Linked DNA regions of Mus musculus: region 1 is linked to region 2. Evidence: chromatin loops called from intact Hi-C (ENCODE). Cell type or tissue: heart. All regions are shown on one strand. Links, peaks and the distances in the headings refer to the core of each region. The heading gives the core; the rest is flanking DNA. Region 1 overlaps Eps8 (epidermal growth factor receptor pathway substrate 8). Region 2 overlaps Ptpro (protein tyrosine phosphatase, receptor type, O).

Region 1 (12,384 bases), core at 5,189-7,688, 62 kb after region 2:
TCTTGCAATGGTTTGTCCTTCTCCATCTCTTTATTGACAAACGATGACTCTAAATTTAGCCCCACATCATTTTTCCAGTGGGTGAGAGTTCTTACCCCAGAGAGGGCGGATTACTAAGGATCCTGTGCTACACCATCTATAGCTACTTTTGCCTTTGGCAATGGGGGACCCAGCTAGCAGACAGTTGCGGGCTCTCCTTAGCAAAAATCTGTCTCAAAGTTAGAGAAAGAAAGAAGGGTGGGAGAGGAGACCCTACGTTGGTCATTTTCAACTGCCTTTGATCTAGGGCTTAAATGGAGCCTTCCCAGCCAACCCTGCTCTCCTTGGGATACCTCCTTTTCACACCATTTCTCTTCCAGGCTTTCTCCACACTGACCACCCAGAGTCCCTCCCTCCTCCTGCAACTCTGAACTCTTCCTGCTGCTTGCCTTCTTTTCTGCTTCTCTGTCAACTGCTCCTTGTTTACAGATACTCTACACATCCCACTGAAAGGCCATTGAACAAGGAGATTATGAACCCTGACCCTGGAGTGTTGTCACTTAAGATATTGTGTGACTTTAGGTCAATGAGTTGACCACTTTGAGCCTTATTTCTTCATCTGTGAAACAGAACTATAAACCTATCTCTATAAAATGCATGGGAGACCACGGAGCATACACTACGTGTGTGTGTGTGTGTGTGTCCCTCTCTCCACCTTCTTCCTTCACGTCACCATGCCAATAGGCCAGGGTCTGCTTATGTCCCATTCCTTCCTTCTGCACACAATATATTTCTTCTACTTGGCAACATGCTTTTAATTTTTATTTTTAAAATTATATGTATTTAGTCAACACGTGTGTGTGGTGATGGGGGGTATACATGCCATGGTATGCATCTGGAGATCATAGCATCACTATATTGAGTCAGTTCTTTCCTTCTACCATGTGGGTCTCAGGGATTGCAACTCAGGTGGTCAGGCTTGGCAGCAAGCACCTTTACCTGCTGAGCCATCTTGCTAGCCCAACTTGACAATAAGCTTTCCGGCGATATCAGCTTCTCCATTCCCTACCACATAGCTCTTTATGCAGAATCTTACATAAATGCCTTACTGTTTAGTGCACAGACAGGAGTGCTCAGAGCATCCCAGGTACTAAATGCTGAGCTCTACAGTGCTCACCTCACTTTCACCCAACTATCTCCCAGTGACATCCACAGCTTCCGTTCCTCCGCAGTGGCTGTGTAGTTTAAGAAATCAACTGTGTCTTTTGTCAACAGTGGGCTGAGTACCGAACTGGCCAGTTCGGGGCCACCTGTTGCCTGGACCACCTGGGTGGAGAACAAATGATTTTAGCAAGACAATGGTTATTTGTATACTCTTGAAATTTGTACACAAAAATCAATTCCAAAACAAAGTGCTGTTTGCATATGTTCAAATTAAAATTTGATGTATAACATTATAGAATGAAAATAGTTTCTCAAACTGAGTTATCCAGAATGAGGGTACATTAATAAATAAAGTTAATCGTTTAAGGACATCATAGCATCTACATACTGGCTATACGTATCAATTATTTCCCAGTAAAATACTAATGGCAGTGTGGCGACCCTTATTTGCTGACTTAACCGTTTGTTATTTTAAAAATACCAATTACAAATGGCAAACTACTCTGCCAACATTGAAAACTGTGGGTCTAAAATGAACTGTATTGAAGGTGAGGGAAAGAAGCCTTCAGTCAGCAGTGTTGGCTATGCCTGTGAGGATTTATAAACCGGAAAAGGACCTGAGGGGAGGCAGGGAGAGAGATGAGGGGAGGGAGAGAAGAGGGGAGGGAAAAGAGAAGAGAGGGAAAGAAGGGGAGGGGGGCAGAGGAGAAGGAACAGTGATAAGTGGTGCCTCCACTCCCCAGAATTCAATTCTAGTATATTTCCTTGATTTGATATGGACAATTTAACGGTCAACGGGAAACAGGTGCACACTTTGATAAGCAAAACAATGGCAAGCGTGTGTTAGAAGGACGCTCCACATTCGCCTCTCAGGAGCCTTGTCCTGGCTGAGGAAGGCTCCTTATCTAGTAGCAGAAAGGCTAGATAGATAGTTTGTTAGAATCTGGCCTCCTCAGAGAAGTGTTGTAGAAAGAAGGAGGGTTTGTTTTGTTCTGTTGAATGGCTCTAGACTGAGACATCTCCCAGGTCAGGGGCTCTGAGGAGGCCATGCTGTTTTCTGCCTCTGTAAACACAGGATTTTCTAGTTCCCCTCAAGACCCTTCCTCCAGCACCCAGAATCCAACTCAGGCGCTACATCTTTTGGGAATCCTACATGCCAGCATGATTCTAAAACAGGGCTTGCCTGGTACCTGCTGTTCTCAATCTGCACACAGTACTGACACACTACATGACACCATGACGCTTATTTTTCAATTTTCCTTGATGGCCCCTACTTTAAATTTCAGGAGACACATTTGGGGGATCTAAGAAGAAAACTGAGAAGCAGAGGTGGGGTGCAAACGCTTTGTGCCTGCCGACTCGTCTGCAAACAGAGCAGCATGCTCTATTGCTTCTGCTTTGTTTTGCACTTTTGGATTTTTTCAGACCAGTTCTCTCCTTGCAGTCTACATCCATCTTTTACTTTCCATGGAGCCTGCTCCGTCCTCAAATTTACAGCAATCCTCCTGCCTCAGCTTCCTGTGCTGGAAGTACCAGTGTGAGCCAACATGATAGGCTCCATTCTTTTTTGGCTCGCTGCTTTAGACTTCGGAAACAAGGTCTTACCACGTACCTCAGGCTAGCCTGGAACTCACTCCTCTACCGCAGCCTTGAGAGTGTCTGGACTGCAGGCACAGGCATCACCATGCCCAGCTTTGGTACTGAACCTTTAACTTGCTGCCTTATAAGCATTGGCAGGAAACATTCAGAGATGACTACAGAGTGACGGAGTAGAACACTGTGCCCTTTAGGTTGGAAGAGCGGATATTACAGGCCACGACTTCCTATGAAGAAACTCAGCAGGCATGCACACACGCCAGTGCACCATGGCCATGTGGCACGACGAACTTGGAGAGGAGAGGCTTGCAAGCGAAACACCCAACACTGCTAGTTCTGGATGAGATGCTATTCTAATGGGCACATGTGTGTGCCATGTCCCCAGCCGTAAGTGAGGTGTGCGTCAAACTTCACATTCAGAGTTTACAAGCATGCTAAGAAAAACAGGGCCCATGTAAGGTAATTAAGGAAAGAGACCTAAGTAATTCAGACCCTTGGATGGGAGATACTGAGAACGATTGCTTTGTTTCATTCATAAATGCTCACCATATTTAGTGGAGTAAACAAAAAATGAACCAGATCTGAAGCACTCGGGTTCTGGATATGGGACTTCAACTTGGCCTGTGACAGAAAGAAAACAAGTATGTCACCACAACACAGTCACCCCAAGGGTGGATACTCAAAGAGCAGTCCATTGCAGGCATGGAAGGAGACGTCTTTCCTAACACTTCTCCTTAGAGAGAGGCTCCATCAGCATGGAGCGAATGCGGGGAAGAGACAGCCAAGAAATACAACTCTTTGTCATGCACGCCTTTCAATCTGAGGTTATCATGAAAGGCCAATCAAAACACACGCCCACAAATCCACAGGGACAACTCTATCTCTTAATTTAATTTTTTAGGAACACTTGGCTAAACTTTGATTTTTTTTCCATCTGTTTCTTCTAGTATCTATCAATAAAGTGCACCTACCAGAAGGTTGAATCCATGTTTAAACTTCTGGAAACAGTCAACAAATTCATCAGGAGGTGGCGGTTTTGCCCTCAGTGTTAAAACGCCCTCTAATGAAATAAAAAAGAGCAGGGGCGGATAAGAAGAGATTCACAAGGAAGTTTATTGATTGGGAAAACAAAAACAAAAAACCAACTACATTTGCGTCCACAGCTGGAAAATTACTCCAGATGTAGACCTTCATTCTAACACATCCCTTATTCCAATAAATCAAGAAGATCCTAAGTTTGAATGGATTCCTCTACTCTTAGACACTCCCAGTGACTCATTCAATTCTATAAATATGACTGGAAGCCTTCCTATGTTCCAGGAATTCTTGTGGTCATTATAAAGGCTATAAAATTGAGTAAGTGACAAGCCCTGCTTTTAATGCCCCTGAAAAATAACAGAGGAAATGAATCAGAAGTATAACAGGTGTAGCATTTAAGCGCTACGACAGGAGAGTATGCTGTTTGGGAAATGGGGAACATGAAAAGCAGAAAGTTTTTTCAGTAAACGTTTTTTTTGTTTTTTTTTTGTTGTTGTTGTTTTTTTGTTGTTGTTGTTGTTTTGTTTTGTGAGGCAGGGTTTCTCTGCTCTCCTGGAAAATGCTCTGTAGATCTGTAGACCATGTTGCTCTCAAACCCACAGAGATCAGCCTGCCTCTGCCTTGCATGCTGGAATTAAAAAGAAGGGATTTGAAAAGCTCTGCCCACCTTTCCTCCAGTTTGCAGAAATAACATGATAAGATTAGAATGACACCTGGAATAACACAGAAATTGAGTATATGCAAAACAAGCAACATAAACCCAGAGAAATGTGAGATTCAAGAGGACACTTGGTTTAGATTGTAGGTGACCTTGAATGTCAAAGTAAGAAGTGACATTGCAATCAACAGTCCACAGAACTACTTGCACTTCAGGGCAGAAGTATGAGGACACCAACTTAGAACTCTCCCAAGGGTGTCCTCTTGGCTGTGGCAATAACCACCTTAAGCCCATGACCTGAGAGGTAGAGCCAGAAGGAGTTCAAGGCCATCCCTGGCTTTATAGCAACTTTGAGACCAGCTGTGTGAGACTCTCTCTCAAAGGTTTGATTGATTGATAGTTGATTGACTTGTTCTCCTTACAGTACAGAAGACTAGGGGGTTGAAGGCTGCTTTCAAGCTGGGTCAAAAATGATGACCGTTTCAACTAGATGCCAATTATGAGAATGGAAAAAATGTGTACAGATGACATCGGGAAAATAAGTCAAAGTAGCTGTAAGCTCAAGGAAGAAGGCAGAGGTTTGGTTCTGAGCTTGGATAGCCTGGAGGAGAGCATAGTCCATTAAGCAAACAGAAAAGGGGACTTGAAACACCACAGAACGCTTCATTCAGGATGAGTGGAGGAGAGGACCATCTAAGCATCTACAGCCAGGACAACACTGAAGACCACACACTCTTACTATACAGACAGGGGCTACAGGAAGATTTGAAGTCAGCTCTAATGAACGAGACATGAACAAACCATTCTCTTATATATTCAATTTGTGTCTTCTGCCAGAGGAAATATAAACACTATCCTTACGTTTATACTTTTATACATTCAAAGCCATTTGTTTTCATTTAGTATTATTATTTTTTTGTGACAAGGTCTGATATCCCAGGTTATCTTCCATAACTAAGAATAATCCTCCTGCATCAGCTTGCTGAGTGCTGGGATTCCTGGCCCAGCTTCTAAGACATTTTTAACACTGCAGTTCAGCACTATGCTTCAAAATTGCTTCTAGGCAGCTCTGAATGTGAATGAACAATTTGGGGATTTGCAATATGATTCAAATCCATTGGTAATTTAAAATACTCGGATGAAAGAAGTCAATTTTTAATGTTAAAAAAGGTTCCATATTTACAATGAAAGAATCCTACAGAAAAAGATCAGGGTTACGAGCAGAAACTAACATTTAAGTACTTGTGAAAACTGCAGACAGTTGGCTACAATCTCAGAGTCACATGACTTAAAGGTACAGCCAGCTTGAAACAAACTTCCAATAGTGCCCAAAACTACAGGGCCTTGGTTTGTTCAGGGCAACGTAGCTGGTTACCAGGACCCAAGCTCATCTAGCCCTGTAGTTCTCACAGCCCAAGAGTAAGGAACCTTACTCACCTGCAGTCTGACTGCTCAAGAGCAAGGAAGCCCCCAACCCACGCTCACTGTGGGTCTGATAACCCTGGAGTAAGGAACCCACTTGCCTGGGGTCTGACAGCCTTAGGGTAAGGAAACCCATTTATCCTCAAGTCTAACAGCCTTAGAATGAGGAAGCCCTCTGTCTGCTTGTGCCCGCCCACCCGCCTGCCCGCTCGCTCGCTCACCTCCAGGTCCTTTCCTTTTACTTTTCTTACTTTTCTTCCTTTTAGAAAGCTCAGAAAACGCTTCGGCGGCTTTTTGGAGTTTGGTGATAAAAAATTCAATGTCATCCAAAATATGGTTTAAGATTTGCTGGAATTAAAAATAACAGAGCAAGATGTGAAACAAAGGCATAAGTAATTTGGTTCTAGCTGTTAGCTGGAAAGTAAAGGAGAGAGGCTTTAGATGAGAAGAGAAAAATGACCACTTTCATGGAAACTTCATATAGATATAGATAGATACAGTCTCATCTCTATTCCTTAAGCTTAATTTTGCTGCATTTTCAATGTTATCAGGGAAGCATTCGCAATATATAATCAGTTATTAATTACTTTAAATTGCTCTAATTTTCTCACAGTGTTCCCCACATAAAGCTGGGGTTGGGATTCAGAGATACATTTTGTTAGAAGTGCACCGCATAATTTTGTTTTGCAGTTATCTGTCCTGTAAAGGCTCTGCCAAAAGTTCCTGCGTCCTCCCTGTAGAGTGACAAAGTTCCTGTGTCCTCCCTGTAGAGTGCCATAAGAACCTAAAGACCCCCCAGCCCATGTCCACCCAAAGGCATGGAGATGACCACACCACAGAGCGGAAGGAGCAGGCAAAGATGTGCTGGAGACTTCGATTAGCTCTTATACTCCACTTTCAGCTTTCTCTAGTCTAAAATGAAGGGTTCTTCACATTATAAGACTATTAAGGAGGACTTGATAAACGTTTTGCGATAGTATAGTGTGATATAAAACTTAAGTTCTAGGGCTGGAAGAGGAGAGATGGCTCAGTGGTGAGGAGCATAGTTTACATTTATAGACCTCTAAAACGCAGTTCCCAGCATCCATGCTAAGTAGCTCAACCACTTCCAACTGCAGCTTCAAGCAATCTGATGCTGGATTCCGACCTTGGCGGGCATCTGCACAGACACACAGACATACACAGACAGACAGACAGACAGACAGACACAGACACACACAGACACACACAAGACACAGACAGATAGACATAGACAGACAGACACACACATACAGACACACTCACACACACACACACACACACACACACACACACGATTAAGAATGAAAATGTTCGGCTGGAGAGATGTCTCAGTGGTTAAGAGCACTGACTGTTCTTCCAGAGGTCCTGAGTTCAAATCCCAGCAACCACATGGTGGCTCACAACCATCTGTAATAGGATGCCCTTTCTTAGTGTGTCTGAAGACAACTACAGTGTATTCAATATAAATTAAATGATTGTTTTTAAAAGGGGACTATGCACATTCCTGATTTCAGTATGCCTTTATTTAAAAAGAAAGAAAGAAAATCTTTTAAAAATTAATTCTGAATGTCAGCCTCCTTTCAGTAATTACTTTCAAAAGAACCTGGGAATGTTTATAGTTTAAAAGGTAAATAAATCACATATTTGAAATACAGTGGACATAGCCATTAACTGTCAATTAACCCTGCAAGTTAATTACTCTAAGGAAATGACATTAAGTACAGCACTCCTCTGTATAAAACATTAATATGTACATATTTATACTTTAAATTATCACGTAACTTTTCCTTTTGACATGTTCTAAAGGATGTTTTTATTTTCACGAGGGTATGGTGTATGTGTGTGTATGTGTGTCCACATTTGCATGTGACTAGGCACATGTGTGAACGGGTACATGCGGCTTCCCTTGCATGTTGGTGTGTGTGCACATGTGATTACCTGTGTAGACCCAGTTCTGATGTCCCAGATCATCCTCTGCCCCTCTCCCAACTTCAACAATAAGGGAAAGATCCTTAATGAAACCTAGACCCTGCACCTAGAATGGGTGCCCTTCTACCTAGTGATGGGCTGCCGACACCCATCCACTCTAGGGATAGGAACTCCAGTCTTTGGGCTTTTGATGCAAGCCCTGCAGTCACTGAGCCATCTCCCCAGTCCTAAAATATCTTAATAAACCAAATGAACAAACATTAAAAAAGACACCTCAACTATGAATCATAAAACATGAAAAACAGCAAAAGCAGAGACCATTGGCCTTTTAGGTCCATTTCCCCTGTAAACTGGCCAAGTTGCCAGTGTTCTATAGGAGATCACATCTAGCTAAACACTAGGAAGGAGGGATAAGTGTTTAAGGGGCAATTAAAAGGAAATACTGAACACTGAGGAGAGAAAAGAAAACTTTTGCAGCCATTTTTGCCAATCCCTTTCATCTCAATGCCTGTTTCCCTTCCTCCTCCTCCTCCTCCTCCTCCTCCTCCTCCTCCTCCTCCTCCTCCTCCTCCTCCTCCTCCTCCTCCTCCTCCTCCCAAAGCAGAAGGGCCAGTGAGCTAAACCTGATTCAGGCGGTACTCACCACATCCCTGTCGATCCGGGCTGCCATCATCTCGGGCGTCTCTTCTTGCTCGTGGTACTGCCGGGGCTTCTCGACTGAAAGGAAAGGAGAGAATTGTCAGACTTTCCATGTTTGTTAAGACATTATCAATACAGAAATGAAAATGAGAAGACAATGAGAAAGGAATTCCAGTTGCTGAGCAGGGAGCTCTCTGGAATAAACAAGCCAAAACGATACTGATGACCCCTGAGGTACATCCTTGCCACAGTTACCAGGAGCACTGGGCACAGCTGGTGGACTGGCCTGCCAGGCTATGCCTCTGGCTGTCCAGCAAGCTTTAGGAATCTCTTGTCTTCCCTCTCCCTGAGCTGGGATTACAGACACGGACTATTCATTCTTCCTGGTTGTTTTACCTGGGCACGGGGAATGCGATTCAGCTCTGCATGCTGGTGTGGCAAGCACTATGCCAACTGAGCCATCTCCACAGCCTGGGCTGCTAGTCACCCCCCACCCCCACATTCCAACCCTGTGACCACAATAAAAGCTTTGCAGTCCTAAGAGGGCAGTGATTTCTCAATGGCCGTTGTAAGTCAGCATAAAACCCGCAGCCTTTGGCTCCCTGATCTTAAATCATATGCCTTGAGATAAATACTGAATGCATGTCTCAGAGGCATTCAAAATGTCAAGAAAGCTCGATTGTGAATGTTAATCATGAGACCTCCATCGCAGATTCCTTCCTGAGGTGAGTCAGTCAGCACTATGGTAACGTGGGCAGCTGGTGCGATGTATTTCAGAGTACATTAAATGCAAAGGCATATGGCTGGGGCAGGAGCAATAGATCACAAGGAGTGGAGGGAGAACTCATGAGACATCATCATGACTCACGAGGTTTAGTGCAGAGAACTGACAAAACACACTGCAAGCTCGGAATCCCAATTCCTCCTTTATGCCAACATTGTCCAGACGTGGAACACGGGCGAAAAGAAAAAGGAATCGCTAAGCCACCTGAAACTCCAGTTTTAGCTATAACTATTCAAGCTCACAAGTCTGCACGGAGCCAAGCTTGACAGTTGGCTGCTATTTTACACGTGGCTGCTGCTTGCTTGGTACAGTGGACCATGGAAGGCAGGGAAGGAAACTAGGACCCGCCATTAGGAACTCCAAAGGGCATCAAGTGTAGGGCCTCTTGCCTACAATCACAGCACTCTGGAAGCTGAGGCAGGGGTGACCAGACTAGCCTGGGCTACATAGTGATCCCCACAACATCCAGGGCTACACAGAAGACTATGCCTCTCAGGAGGAAGACTATGCCTCACAGGAGGAAGGCTATGCCTCACAGGAGGAAGACTATGCCTCACAGGAGGAAGACTATGCCTCACAGGAGGAAGGCTATGCCTCACAGGAGGAATAGGTGTCTCTGAGAGACCCCACAACATCTTCTGGGGCATACTGAGCAGAAGATATTTATTTCCAAACCATTTTGGGATCCTGGCTACTACCACCACCATTTTGCTACACTCACTTTTGGAAGTCGGGGTTACTCCACCTCAGAGTTCTAAGGGGCTGCAGTCAGAGCTGACGAAACCCTCAGAGGGAGCAGAGAGAGCCTCCTTTAGGACATTCCCAACTAAGACCCTCTGGCACTCACACAGAACTTTGTGTGCCATGTCTTGAGTTCTGTTTGAACAATTAGTAAGCTAGAAGTCTGTCTCCTTGTAATTGTAACAGATGGCAATGCCAGGAGTATTTTACACAAAATCTAGTAAGAGCTCAGAAATACCTGAGTGTAAATTCTTTTATTGTAAAATGATATTAGATTTCACATACGTTCCTACAAATCTATTCAGGATATCTCTAACTCAATCCATCTTCTCTTCACATCAAGTCAGTTTTGACACCTCTCTAACACACACACACACACACACACACACACAACAACAACAATAACAACAACTATCCAGATCCCCCTCCACCAAAACGATACCAACAAAACTAACCTCGGGTTCACAATAAGCACAGATATAGCATAGTCTTTCAAAAAATCATGTTATTTAACCTTTGGATTTACAAAGAAAATTGGTGGAAACGCATGTGATGCCTAAAGCAGAGGTCATCAGCGTTCATTGACTGTGACAGTGACAGCATCACCGGCTTTAGCATTCACAGAAACCTGGGGGTCATTATGTGCACTTTACAGCTGAGACCAAAGCACAAAGGGATGACCTTCCACGGTCATATGGACAGACAGAGCCAGGTCTTATTTCAGGTCTCAATTTTTAGCTCACAAGATTAAAAGTCCCTATCATTAAAGACACTGCACACTTCAGCATAAGGCATCATAGAGAAACCCTGCTGGAAGATTCGTCCCTACCCGCAGAATGTATAGTTTCAGAAGGTGCCATTCAGGCTGCTGGAGGAGAGATGTTGAAAACAATCTTGCCAGCAGTGACTCTATAAGTGACAGTGACCAACGTGGCATCTGGTGCAAAAGTCACCTAGACATTACACGAATAACCAGCCAGAAATGAGTGTAGTCCTCATAGAGTATTAAATGGTTGGCATGAATTCTCGTGGATGATAACCTTAACAGCAGCCAAGACTTAACTCTGTAACATCTAAGATTTGGTTCTTTAAAGTGAACTTTAATCTACAAATTACCATGAGGACTTGAAAGGAGGACTGACACCATAGCTCTCGTGGATGCTCAGAAGGGCTAGGGCTGGGTACTTACAGTCGCCCTGGTCAGCTGCCCAGGCAGACCAGGCTGCTACGCGACTCCTAACGTCCACCTGTGTGACAGTCCCTGGTGGCACAGGGGCAGGAGCTCTGGGAGGAGGAGGGATGCCAGGATCTGCTTTGGCAATCATCCTGAAAATTAAAAACAAATTATCCAACTGGGCTGTTACCATCTCCACGTCTGCTAACAACGGTGCAACCCACTGGTGCCATTTGCCCTTCAACCTCAGAAGTAACTGTCAGGGAAATCAGAATTCCTGACCAGCTGTGCTGTGTCTGCTGGTAAGTTCCTGAGACACAGAAAAATTAAAATCCCTGGGAAGCAACATTGATTTTTTTTCTCTAGGTCACATGATATTTGAAAAGCTTGTGGGCCTATGGGGAGACCTTGGGTCATCTCTTAAAACACTCCACTTTTTCTTATAACTCTCTGGGACATCTGCAGATGTCTGAGAAGCTGTGTGGGAGACAGAGTTGACACATGGAGAAACAAGAAGGGGCAGACATGGACTGGCAAGGCAACCAGAGCTTAAGTTGTGGTTAAAGGTTGCAATTTAGAAAACGGAATAATTCACCTCCATTGAAAATAACTTCCCTACACCTCCAGGAGGAAAAAAAAAAAGGAGGCATACTATCCAATCCCATGGCGCTAATGCCATTTGATGCTCTTACCTCAGGGCCTCCGGCCGCCTCTTCTGTTTCCCACCTTTACTGTCACTGATTGCACTTTCGATATCTTCACTAATTAGGTTTGCCTGAAAGGAGAGATGAGTTATCCAGAAGGCCATAGGCTTGTCTGAGCTTTGATATAAAGGTTAAGACAGAAAGAAAATATAATTTATATTCACTGTTTGCATCAGTAAGTATCTTGGTGTGATATAAATAGAAAGACTTTTTAGCATCTACCGTAAAAATATGACTCTAGTTTTCAATGGTGTATTTTATAATGATGGAACTCACATGCTGATTTCTTTTTCTTTTCTCTTTTGTTGAGACAGGGTTTCTCTGTGTAGCTCTGGCTATCCTGGAACTCACTCCGTAGACCAGGCTGGCCTCAAACTCAGAAATCTGCCTGCCTCTGCCTCCCAAGTGCTGGGGTTAAGTGTGTGCCACCACTGCCCGGTACAAATGTTGATTTTTAAGGTTAATCTACGTCCAGATTCCACTTAAACATTCCTCCCCAAGAGCCCAGCAGAGAAAGGCAACTGCAGAGAGGACA
Region 2 (12,384 bases), core at 3,277-5,776:
AGATGGTCCCACCCACAAGGGGCCTTTCCCCCTTGATCACTAATTGAGAAAATGCCTTACAGTTGGATCTCATGGAGGCGTTTCCTCAACTGAAGTTCCTTTCTCTGTGATAACTTCAGCTGTGTCAAGTTGACACAAACCTAGCCAGTACAATTGACCCCTTGTCAACTTGACACACAAACACATCACTAGTAAGCCTCAACCCTTACATTCCTATTCATCCCCAAGATCTAAATAACTTTAAAAGTCCCACAGTCTTTACATATTCTTAAAATTTCAATCTCTTTAAAATATACATCTCTTTTAAAATCCAGAGTCTTTTTACAATTAAAAATCTCTTAACTCTGGGCTCCACTAAATAGTTTCTTCCTTCAAGAGGGAAAATATCAGGGCACAGTCACAATCAAAAGCAAAAATCAATCTCCAACCGTCTAATGTCTGGGATCCAACTCACTATCTTCTGGGCTCCTCCATCTTGGGTCACTTCTCCAGCCATGCCCTTTGTAGCACACATGTCGTCCTAGGCTCCAGATGCCTGTACTCCACTGCTGCTGCTCTTGGTGGTCATCTCATGGTACTGGCATCTCCAAAACACTGCATGACCCCTTCAGTCCTGGGTCGTCAATTGCAACTGAGGCTGCATCTTCATCAATGGCCTTCCATGGCCTCTCACAGTGCTGAGCCTCAGCTGCTCTGTGTGACCCCTTCCTGCCTTCAAAACCAATACCACCTGGGTGACTCTTACACATTACCAAGTCCAGCCACAGCACAAGGTACAACCTTGGCTATCTCTGGAACACAGCCACTGTGCTTTCAGAAAACACTTCCCAGAAGATGTCACCTCAATGATGCTGGTCTCTTCTTAATCACCGCTAATTTCTTAGCTCCAGCTAACCAGCATCAATAGTCCCAGTAATGCAAAGTTTTTGCTTTAGTAGTTCTGGTATCTTGTTAATCACAGCTGATTCTTCAGCCCCAGCTAACCAGAACCACAGAATCTTCACAATCCAAAATAGCAATGGCCCTGAAGTGAGTCTTTAATTTTCCCTCTGAAATTTCACAAGCCAGGCCTCCATCTTCTGCACTGTTCTCAACATTATCTTCCAAGCTCCTACACAACATCTGACAGAGCTCTTAACACCGAATGGATCTTCTAGCCCAAAGTTCCAAAGTCCTTCCACAGTCCTCCCCAAAACATGGCCAGGTTGTCACAGGATACCCCACTCTGCTGGTACCAATTTGTCTTAGTCAGGGTTTCTATTCCTGCACAAACATCATGACCAAGAAGCAAGATGGGGAGGAAAGGGTTTATTCAGCTTACACTTCCATAGTGCTGTTCATCACCAAGGAAGTCAGGACTGGAACTCAAGCAGGTCAGGAAGCAGGAGCTGATGCAGAGGCCATGGAGGGATGTTCTTTACTGGCTTGCTTCCCCTGGCTTGCTCAGCCTGCTCTCTTATAGAACCCAAGACTCCCAGCCCAGAGATGGTCCCACCCACAAGGGGACCTCCCCCCTTGATCACTAATTGAGAAAATGCCCCATAGCTGGATATCATGGAGGCATTTCCCCAACTGAAGCTCCTTTCTCTGTGATAACTCCAGCTGTGTCAACTTGACACAAAACTAGCCAGTACAGTCAGGTACCATGTGACATCACCACTGAAATCCAGAGTAGATACTGCATGATAAATACAAGGTCAATTCTGCAAAGCTTCTCATGCTCAAAACAGTCCAAACGGACTTAAGAGAAGGCAGAAGGTAAGAAAATATAAAAGTATTTGGTGTATTAGATAAATGTGGTTGCTCTTCAAAAAACTCTTCTGGGAATTCAGAACCTAAAGTCAAACAGGACAAATGGCTTATAACATTTTAAGCCATAATTCATATGAACTCCTTCTGGGAAGTGAGTGTTTCCTCTGAAGTGAGTGTTTCTTTGCCCTCCCACAAATGATCACAAAATGCACCCAGTGACAAGATGTGAGAAAATGGTTATATAGGCTCAAAACTTTTGGATGCGAATCAGAGGTAGACATGGAGGGACGGATGTTAGGGAACACATCCGCAACTATCCCATCCTGAGCAAGTACCTTTCAAATATGGGAGCTAGCACCTTGTCTTGGTGAGCTAAAATGTTGATCCTGTGGTTTTGTGTGTGTGTGTGTGTGTGTGTGTGTGTGTGTGTGTGTGTTCTGGTGAGCAATATAAATATGTGTGCATTATATACGTGCATGTATGTATGTGTGTACACATAATGTGTGTGAATGTACAGGTGTGTTGTGTGCACACGTATGTGTTCACACTGCATGTGTGTACCCTGTGTGTGCGCACACTGAGGACCAGCCATGCTTGTGAGCTGCTAAGTTGCTGTTGAAGGAGCAGAGCGGGTCCTCCTCATCCGCCCACATGAGACTCCTGCGGTTTCAAAGCATGTTGTTGGAAATGAGATTATTCTCAAAACAGCCCTCTGAAAATAAAGCTGCTTGCACCTGTGGGGTCAAGCTCACACAGTCCTTTCTCAGCTGGCAGCAGGGGCCCTGCGGGATGTGACTTTACAAGGGCCCACTTGGTGGCAGACCATTTTATCTGAGAAGCCCCAGGAGAGAAGAGTTATCTAATAGAAAAAGCAAATTGGGTTCTGAACTCAAAGGCTTTTAGTTTGGGATTTTTTTTTTCTTCTTCTTCTTCTTCTTCTAGCAAATTCCACATCTAAATTGGCTCAACTGTCTCTTTATCCAAAATGTCAGTGTAATTTAAAGTTCGAAGCCCTTTGGCTCTGCGGATGATTGGCAGAAGGGCAGAACTGACTTTAACACGGAGAACAGGAAACTTTAGGGAGTTGGCAATACCAGTCCATATCTGTCCACACCCTTAACTCTGGGGCTCAGGCACTGGATAAGAAGAGTTCGCCCTCAAGGTAGTCATTTAAAAGATCGCTGGGAGATTCGTGCACATTCATGGCTGGGTCAGTAGAGACACGTGGTTCTACTAGAGGAGTAGAGCCTCTCCATGGCTGTCTGAGAGGGTGAGGTGACTGTGTGCAAATAAATGTTCAAGGCTCCAGAGTTGGAGTTAGGCAGTGGGGTTGTCAACTAAACCTTGGAGCTGGGTTGAGCTGGGTTCCAGGAATGACGTGTGTGTGTGTGTGTGTGTGTCTGTCTGTCTGTCTGTCTGTCTGTCTGTCTGTCTGTCTGTCTACCCCTGAGACAGAAGGCTGTTAATATGCATCCTTGCCTAAAGGGGAGCGTGAACCATCTCCTCCTTGGGCTGCTCAGTGTACCGTCTTCACTTTCCTCCAAAAACAGAGAGCTCAGGGCAGAAATGGTGCAAAGCCTTACCTCTATAGCGAATGATGTGATGGTAAAAAATGTGGCCTCTAAGCAGCACCAGCCACCTCAGCATCCTCAGGACCCAGCTAAGTGCAAGGCACTGTGGGAGAACAGGTTCCCCCTTTCATTGCTGTCTGTCTGCTTTAGAGATCTCCAGTTGGTTTCCAGCAGTGCAGAAGCCCTGTGAGACTTACGTGTTATCTGAACCTTCTTTTGCAGTGCGGGTGTGGGACGGACAGGAACCTTCATTGCCCTGGACAGGCTCCTGCAACACATTCGAGATCATGAATTTGTGGACATCTTAGGGCTGGTATCAGAGATGCGCTCATACCGAATGTCAATGGTACAGACAGAGGTAGGAACAGCATCGACGTGTGCGCTTAAGTTTGCTCTTGATGGAAAGCATCCTATTACCCAACGTTTGGTTTTAATCGGGCTGTCTCAGTGTCTTTACACCTGTCTTTCCCAGTTTCTTGCTGTGCATATTTGAAACTACCCCATTCCAAATGAATAGGTAGCAAGCTCTCAAAAGGCCGTGGTGTAAATAGTCACACTACTTGCCTGGCTTCATCTGCCTTCTAGGAATATGGAGCACGTGGGCGTGTCTGAAATAGAATCAACCCCTTTTGAGCAGTATGGCGCTCGCTGAAGGTAGCAGTCAGCCTGGGTAAGGAAGACTGTAGGACAGATGTGGTTTGATTTCTACTTGAGATGACAGACTGGTCAGTAAGTTTGTCACTGGGCTTGTTCCTCCATGTGACTCTGTCTTCACTCACTTCTGATAATAACCCTTGGTTGTTGGATTTGTGATCTCTCTCTAGGCTTTCAGGATTGCCAGCCCCCAATCCACCTCCCCTGCCCTATTACTTAAATCACTGGTTCTCAATCTCTAGGTTGCAGCCCATCTGGGGGTTATAGATTAGATGTCAGGCACATCAGATATTTCTATTACATGTCATAACAGCAGCAAAATTACAGTTATGAAGTAGCAATGAACTAATTATTATGATTGGGGGTCACCACAACATGAGGAATGTATTACAGGGTCACAGCATTGGGAAGGTTGAGAACCAATGCCTTAAATGAACAGGCGGTGTATCCCAGAATTCCCCCAGTCTTATTAACCAGTGTCCCCTTTGCCTCCTCGTCTCCCAAGTCCTTCTTTCCCGTGAGGCTTTAGAATGTGCTCAGCCTGGAAGGACAGCTCCAGGCAGCCTTGTGCTGCCCCGCAGCAACAGCCAGAGTACACCGGTGTGACTGCCAAAACCCGAGTACACTGGCTTTTCTATAATCCAGACCACTGGGCTATTAGGTACTCCCTGGCCTCAAGGGCACAATAGAGCTTTTCCTGGAGAAGAATGTGGGGGGCGGAATCTTCTGGACTAGAACAACGCCAGGCCTGACTTCTCTCTGCTTTAACGTGTTGTTCTTCCTCCTGCAGCTTCGTTCAAGAACCACTAGATGTCAGTATAACTCAAATAGCCTGGAGGGTAATGGCAGAGTCTCTCCAACACCGACTTCTTACTCTTTGGTTTCCTACCCCCAGCTCACTCCCATCACCACAGCTGCATCTTAGCAAGGCTTGGCAGAACCATTCAAACATATTCATTGCCAAGCTGCTCCCAGGGCACGGTAGTTTGGAGGTAGTGACTCATTAGCAAACGTCTGAATGACAGTTAGGACGCATACCCAGGCAGGATGTTTTCCCATTAGGAGAAGCTTCTTTTTGCAATAGATGGCAACTCGCATGGAGACACACAACTGGTAAGACTACAGAAAATAAGAGACTACAGAGTGACCTGCCATAAACGGGAGTTATATAGCCACACCCTTTCCCCTAGAGGCTCGGGGAGCATCCCGAAAGAGGGGACAGAAAGATCACAAGAGGCAGGCGCAGCAGATCACACTAAGCCAGCACTGTTTTCTTCCCGCAGCAGAGCACTTGAGATAAGAACTTATAGCAGTAGTGACAGCATGCTCAAACCCTGAGTGAGATCAAGCTGGACAAAATCCCAGCACGGATACAGGGAGGTGGGCATTAGGGTGCTATGGACAACTGTTGACCTTTTGGGAGAAGCAGGTAGTTAGAAAAGGGATGCAAGGCTTAGGGAACTACCCACAATCCTGTAGATATTCCACATCTATGCACATACAGACAACATTAAGTATCCTCAGTGGGTCTGGAAAACAAACAAAAACAAACAAAAACAAAACAGAGCATGTGACGTCGGAAGGGGGAGGTGCTGGTGGGGATAAGGGAGAGATGTCATGGGAGGGAATGAGGGCTGGATTTCAGCCTGAAGTTTTGGTTGTTTACTTCCATAAACACATATTCTGATATGCAATAAAACTATCTCCGTTACATTTATATGTAATAGACGCTTTAAAAAACATATTCTTACATGATAACAGTTCATAACCTGTGGGTCCATTACGCCTTTGGCTGTTGAACTACCCTTTCGCAGGGTTCGCCGAAGACCATCAGAAAACACAATGTTTGCATTACAATTCATAACAGTAGCAAACTTATAGTTATGAAGTAGCAACAAAGATAATTTTACGGTTGGGAGTCATCACAACATGAGGGATTGTATTAAAGGGTCCCAGCGTGAGGAAGGCTGAGAACCTGTTTTGTGGTGTGTGTAAATCCCCACACTTCAAAGCACGTCTTGTTCTAAGCATCTTGTTTGATGAATTATGCAACTTGTCCCCTTAATCGATACCTCTTTACAATTTTGAAGATGTTGACTGTAGGCTGGTGCTACCTTTGATTTTTCACAACCACAGAATCCTTGTCCGTTTCTGAAAACTTTGTGCACAAGGCTCCTCTGGCTCCCCCGCAGCCTCGATGTTTGTCTTCAGAGTGATAATCTCAGAGAGCAGACCAGCCCCTGGGGCTTCCTGCACGGTCAGGGCTCTGCTTTGTCTCTCCCATATTTTTGGCCCCAGTTTTAATCGTCCGGCTTCCTTCTTTACAGCAACATTTCTGGCTGACTTCTCCATGAAAACAGTCTTTTGAAAGGCCACTATTCCCTCCAGGAACTTGCTGGGAAATCCAAGGGTCTCTCAGCTTCCTCCCTTTCCCAACTCCCCAGCTTTACCCTTGAGTTCCCTCGGGAGTCCTGGATGGACACCTTCCCAGTTGTTTATTTATGTCTGCTTTATCGGTTGTATCTAGAACGTCTTGTTCACTTGCTTTATTTTTCCTTGTTTCTGTGTGCTCCCTGGTCCAACCTGAATTTTCCAACACAAGTTCTTTTATCTCATGTTTGTCCTTCAACCCACTCACATTCAAATCCCGCTGCCTGCTAATTTACTTAGTTAATAAGTAAGGACTAAAGAATGAAATGATTTTCTTTTCTACCACTTGTCAATCAAACATGACAATCAAGAGGACAAAATCAGTTTCCAGTGGAGAGCTGGTCTTTATCTACTTAACCCCAGAGCTGAATAGCATCTTTCTCCTCATTTTTGGCTGATAATTCTCCACATACCTACCTCCTGGACTCCATCATACCTTGCTATCCCTTGAAATAGCCAAAGTGACTAATTCAAGTAGCCTTGTCCTCAGGGTTCGCCTCGGGATCGTTGCGATCTGCATGGGCAGCCCATGTGGTGCTGCCCTTCCTCAACCGATCAACCACACTTCAGGGCTTCTCCATCCTTTCGGAGAAAGGATGAAAACAGAGAGCCAGAGCCTGGGAGGAGGCGAGAGCCTCGGCTCTGGGACTTCCCAAGTCATGTCACCTCTTCAGAGCCTCCACTTCTCCTCTCTAAAATGGGATTCACAGGTGCCATGTGTCGCCATAAGGAATGCAGGGCCTAAGCTGACAGGATCCATAAAGATACTTGGAAACCATAGCCTGCCACCTACAGATGGCTCAGACCCCTCCCGCTCCCGAGCTCCGGTGCTCTATTCTTAGCAAACATTTTGCTTGGTTTTCCTTCAATCACCTCTCTGGAGGTCAGCTGAGGGTCTGCTTTGAACAGACTGTCCTCACCGTGGGCAGCGTGGCTTTCTCCAGGTCCCACGGATGTGACTATAGATAGCCTTGTGCTTATTTGTCCTTTCTGTGTGGCCCTGTCACTGCCCTCATTGGGTTGTTTTGGTTTTGTTTGTTTGGCTTGGAGTTTTGGGGTTTTTAATTAGCATATGCCAATTATATGTAATAATTAGATGAATATACAGAATACTGAGCTTCGCCCTGCATCTGTAGACATGTATATAATGTATTTTGAACACATTTACCTACCCCCGTTACTCTCTTTCCCAGTCCCGTTGGACTCCTTCCTTCCCCATCAGTCTTCCTTCAGCTTTCCCTCTTCCTGTGTGCACACAACCCAGTGAGTCTCCCAGTGTGCACACGGCCCAGTGAGTCTCCCTGTGTGCACATGGCCCAGTGAGTCTAGTTGCAGTGCTTTAAAGAGCTCGAATGTGCCATCATTCACAGGAGTGTGGACAACTCACCTGTTGCCAACACCAATGAAGATGTGCCCTGCTTGGTTTTGGTTTTGACACAAAGTTTGGCCACTGGGCATCTGCAGAGCACGAGTCCAGACCAGAGCCCTGTCTATTTCCAGCATTCTCATGAGCCCAGAACTAGTGGTTGATGTATGAGGACCACCATGGCTGGCACAGTGCAGTGAGATGTAATCCTAGCATAAGGGACAGTGTTTTCTCCAGAGCTTACTGAGAACACAGAGCTGAGGTTCCAACCAGCTGCGGCTCGAAGCCTTTGCTTTTATTCTTATTATTATTATGTGAAGCTGTTTGCACAAGGCTGTCTAAAATCCTGTGGACATCTTGGCTGCACTTTATTCAGGGGTAACAGTTAATTGTACCGCCGATAATAAAACAGTTGGGGTAAAGGAGAAAAAACATGAAATTAACCTGTTTCATGGCACAGAGAAAACCAGCTTTAATGTCCGGGGGATTTTATCTCAGCCTTCAGTCGTGCACAGCTGCTCAAGTACATGTTCATGTGCACTTGTGTGCTACACACAAACACACACACATACACACACACACATACATACACACACATACATACACACACACATACCACACACACATACACACACACACACATACACACACACATTTCTGCAACACTGAATTTTCACATAGTACATACCTTAGTTAGGGTTTTACTGCTGTGAACAGACACCATAACCAAGCCAACTCTTATAAAGGACAACATATATTTGGGGCTGGCTTACAGATTCAGAGGTTCAGTCCATTATCACCAAGGCAGGAACATGGCAGTGTCCAGGCAGGCCTGGTGCAGGCAGAGCTCAGAGTTCTACAACTTCATCTGAAGGCTGCTAGTGGAAGACTGACTTCCAGGAAGCTAGGATAAGGGTCTTAAAGCCCACACCCACAGTGACACACCTATTCCAACCAGGCCACACCTACTCCAACAAGGCCACACCTACTCCAACAAGGCCACACCTCCCAATCGTGACACTCTCTGGGCCAAGCATATGCAAACCATCATAGCAAATTAATATGCAAAATATTCAAATGATACTCTACAAACTACCCAAAACTTTCACATTTCATCTCAGAGACTGCTTCTTTATAGTTTTCTCACGTGTGACCCATTAAACATTTCCCACATTCCCTGCTGCCTGTGTCTGTTTCTATGCCTTATCTATTGGAGCCCTGACTTTGATTTTCGCTACTTTATACTTTATCTGTGTCCACACCGTTTGTTAATTTTATGTCCCCAACAATAAGTAATAATCGCTACCTTACTATCCCCCAAATTATCACCGGATCTTCTTCTCCCCTCCTTCTTTATCTGTGCTCAGTTCATAAATGAAACCCCCCATTTCAGCTTACATTTTTTCCCACCCCTCAGCCTTTATTTATCCTCTGAGACATGGCCTCATGGTGCAGCCCAGGAACTCTGGTTCCTCTGCCTCAGCCTCCTCCCCCACTGCCATGCCACCAAGCTACTTGGCCACTATTTGCATATGTTTTAAAATTCCCTGTATTTGCTTCAAAAACCACTTAACAACCATAAGCTGTTACTAATTAGGAACAGAAGACGCTTTCTGTCTCCCTCGGTGGTTTGTAGGGTGGTTATTTATTTATCTATTTGTAGGTGCTCCTGGTTTATGAAGCCTGTCAGCAAAACCAACTCCTTGGCTCTGTGGAGCAACTCTGAAAGCATCTCCCTTCCCTTGTACTTCTTCCACCTTTTTTACTTCTTCCGCCTTTTACCATTTTTTATTTAGAGGAACTTGAAATTTGACTTGTATTTTTTCTATTGCTTATAATTTTAGGATCTCTTTTTTCTTTTATCACCAGGAAGGAATTAGCCCATCTTTTCCTTCCCATTTTTTTTTTTTGTTATTTCATTTATATTTTGGGAGTTTGTGTCAACGTCTGACAAGGTGGGAAGTTTTTAGCTTTCCAAATTCGCCAAGTTGCATATCTGCTGCCTTCAGGACTGTGAAAGTGATGATCGATACTGCACAGCAACGTCTCCTTAGAAAGCTGGGGACTGAATTGCTCAGAGTGTAGTTCCTTAAGGTTATTATCATCATCAGAAAGGAGAGTGGCAACCACGTGAGGGGACACTGTTCACTGTGGTGACTACTTACCATCTATCTCTCAAGGAGTATCAGATCACCGTGACATTTTACACCTTACATCCACACATTATTCATTGTATCTCGATAGAGCAAGAGAAAGAATATTAAAGATATTTTGCTGTATGGGCCATCGGAGGGTGAAGGACTTGCTGCACAGGCATAATGACCTCAGTTTGGGACCCTAGCACTCACACTAAAAGCCAGGTATCAGAGCACTGGACTATATTCCTAGTGCCAGAAGGAGGAGGGGACAAAAGGAGCCTTGGAGCTGGCTGGCTAGCTGGTCTCGCCAAACCTGCCAGTACCATCCTCAGTGAGGGAGCTTGTGCTGCAAAAATATGGGGGAGAGAATGATAAAAGAAGCTATTTGATTTTACCCTTTGGCCTCTGCACACATATCCACATCATGCACACATATGGGCATGTACACAGACATATGCACACATGCCCAGACACGGATAAGGAATATTGTTATGAGAGTTCTAAGGAATGATGTTCTAAGAGTTATCACTAATAACAAATACCTTTGAAGTGCAAGCTCCTAGGTTTTAGTATTGTACGACTGTCTCTCTGAAGACGTGAAGGTGGTTTCCTTCTGCATCAGATGCTGATCGACACTCCGTCGAGTTGGTTCTTCCTCTTCACGCGTGCTCCGCTCTGAGGCCTATCTGTGCTCTGTCCTAGGAGCAGTACATTTTTATCCATCAGTGTGTGCAGCTGATGTGGCTGAGGAAGAAGCAACAGTTCTGCATCAGCGACGTCATCTACGAGAACGTCAGCAAATCCTAGTTCGGAATCTGGAGCGGTGAGTAGAGAGGATCTTAGCATAAGGGGACTTGTGTAGACTCTCACTTCATGTCCCCTTTCCTGCCCAAGTCTGAGGCACACAGAGGTGGCTGTATTCAAGTATGTGAGCCAGCTGGAAGGATGCGGCATGAGGAAAGATAAGAGACAAATGTATAAGTGAAGAGAAAGTATTCAGGGTCATAGAACGGACGAGTCCCCAAAAGAGACAGATAAACTCAAGCCCCCAGGAGTTGGAGTTGTGGGGCTCAGTATAGTCGGAACCAGAGGTGGGAGGAGATGGTTAACACACCAGGATGCTAACTGTGTTTCTCTCATGCACAGGTGAGGACATGATACCTGCGCATCCTCCCTTGCTTCCAGAGTTTTTATAGGGGCTTTTAGTCACTTTGCTAAATCGAGTCCCTGCTGTGCAGTATATGGACAAGGAGGAGATTTACCTCCTAGAACCAAGAAGACCTTAAGGAGCCTACAGTATCATTTGGAGTCTTTTCACTTCTAGATGTTTGATGGACCAAATTCAGTAGAATTCCAGAAAGGTCACCAATGCTCCTTGAGGGGCAGGAAGCGCAATACTTCCTGATGGCTCAGTTGGCTCTTTGCTGCTCGGGTTGGGTTGATTTTTTTTTTAAGTGCAATAATTTCTGTATAATTGTGATTTTTTACATTCACAATTCAGAATGTTGAATTGTTATCTGCCCACACCATCGATCAGTGCCACAGCCTTGGAAATAACCAACATCATTACGGAGTTTTATCTCATCCCTGGAAAGGCATGGCTACACAGGAAGACGTGGTGATGAATCTCCTTCAAAGAAACTGAGCGAGTGTGCTCCTCGCTCCAACCTTGAAGCTACGGGTCAGGAGTAGGCAGGCAGAGGGAAGAGAGCGGTTCTACTCACCCATCAGCCAGCTTATCTTTTCCTATTTCAAATATGAAAACCTGTGTTTCAAAGTAGAGTAGGAAAAACATTATATGTCTGACTTGTCATAGTGGGTTTCTTCCTTGTTGACAGTTGGGAGTTTCTTCCGTGGCTCTTTTGAACTAATGTCACGGTCCTTTTTGAACAGCCAGAGTTGATTCAACAGTTTTGAGTCTGACTCTGAACTCTGAGATATCTTGGTGCCTAGCCTTCACGTTTATTTTTCTCTGTGTCCACCTGTGTACACAAAAACAGTTTCTCCAAGAGCTATAGGCTGTAAAAATGCACTTTCTTTCTCCACCCAGAGGAGCTGGGAATTCAGAAGTCACGACAACAACAAACTCAGCATGTAAGGACAGGTATTGGACACCATCCCTTAAGAACATTGTTGAGTGTCTCTATGGATTCCGACAGGAGATTCTCTGGGTCTTCTTTGCATTTCTGTTGTCAGAGTCATTTTAACCTGTGTAGCTAGTGGCATTATATTCTTTGGATTTTGTATGATTAAAGTACATGATTGTGTGTTGTGACCATGAAAGTTGTTGAAATGAACATCAATGCTGTCGTGGGAACCTGTTATTTTATGCTACTTTCTAAGATCAGAGAGGAGGTGATGGTCTAGACCAGTGGTTCTCTGTTGTGGGAAATATTAAAAAAAGAAGAAGAAGGAGGAAGAGGAGGAGGAGGAGGAGACATCCTAAGACATCCTAGAGGTCAACATTCGAGTT

Evidence for each region. Peaks named below come from ENCODE experiments on the same cell type or tissue, not always from the same donor. Only the 100,000 strongest peaks of a DNase experiment are listed, where the experiment ranks them.
Region 1: a loop joins it to region 2, with 2.3 times the contacts of the local background. A loop is called at or near these places in 1 of 42 quality-filtered maps.

The regions. Positions count from the first base shown.
Region 1 is chr6:137,510,993-137,523,376 of GRCm38, forward strand. It overlaps Eps8 (epidermal growth factor receptor pathway substrate 8), which reads right to left. Exons shown (of 22, transcript NM_007945.3): 8 at 11,838-11,920; 9 at 11,161-11,297; 10 at 8,451-8,524; 11 at 6,079-6,205; 12 at 3,711-3,799; 13 at 3,286-3,360; 14 at 1,157-1,305. Among named protein-coding and RNA genes, the nearest start is that of Eps8, 130 kb to the right of the region's middle. In heart, for the core only: no CTCF peak of the experiment used is centred there; no DNase peak of the experiment used is centred there.
Region 2 is chr6:137,451,040-137,463,423 of GRCm38, forward strand. It overlaps Ptpro (protein tyrosine phosphatase, receptor type, O), which reads left to right. Exons shown (of 27, transcript NM_011216.3): 25 at 3,546-3,681; 26 at 10,614-10,734; 27 at 11,058-12,384. The coding sequence ends at 10,718. Among named protein-coding and RNA genes, the nearest start is that of Gm52924, 180 kb to the left of the region's middle. In heart, for the core only: a CTCF peak has its summit at 4,784 (motif pointing right); a DNase peak (open chromatin) is centred at 4,832; H3K4me3 peaks cover 531 bases; H3K27ac peaks cover 1,072 bases.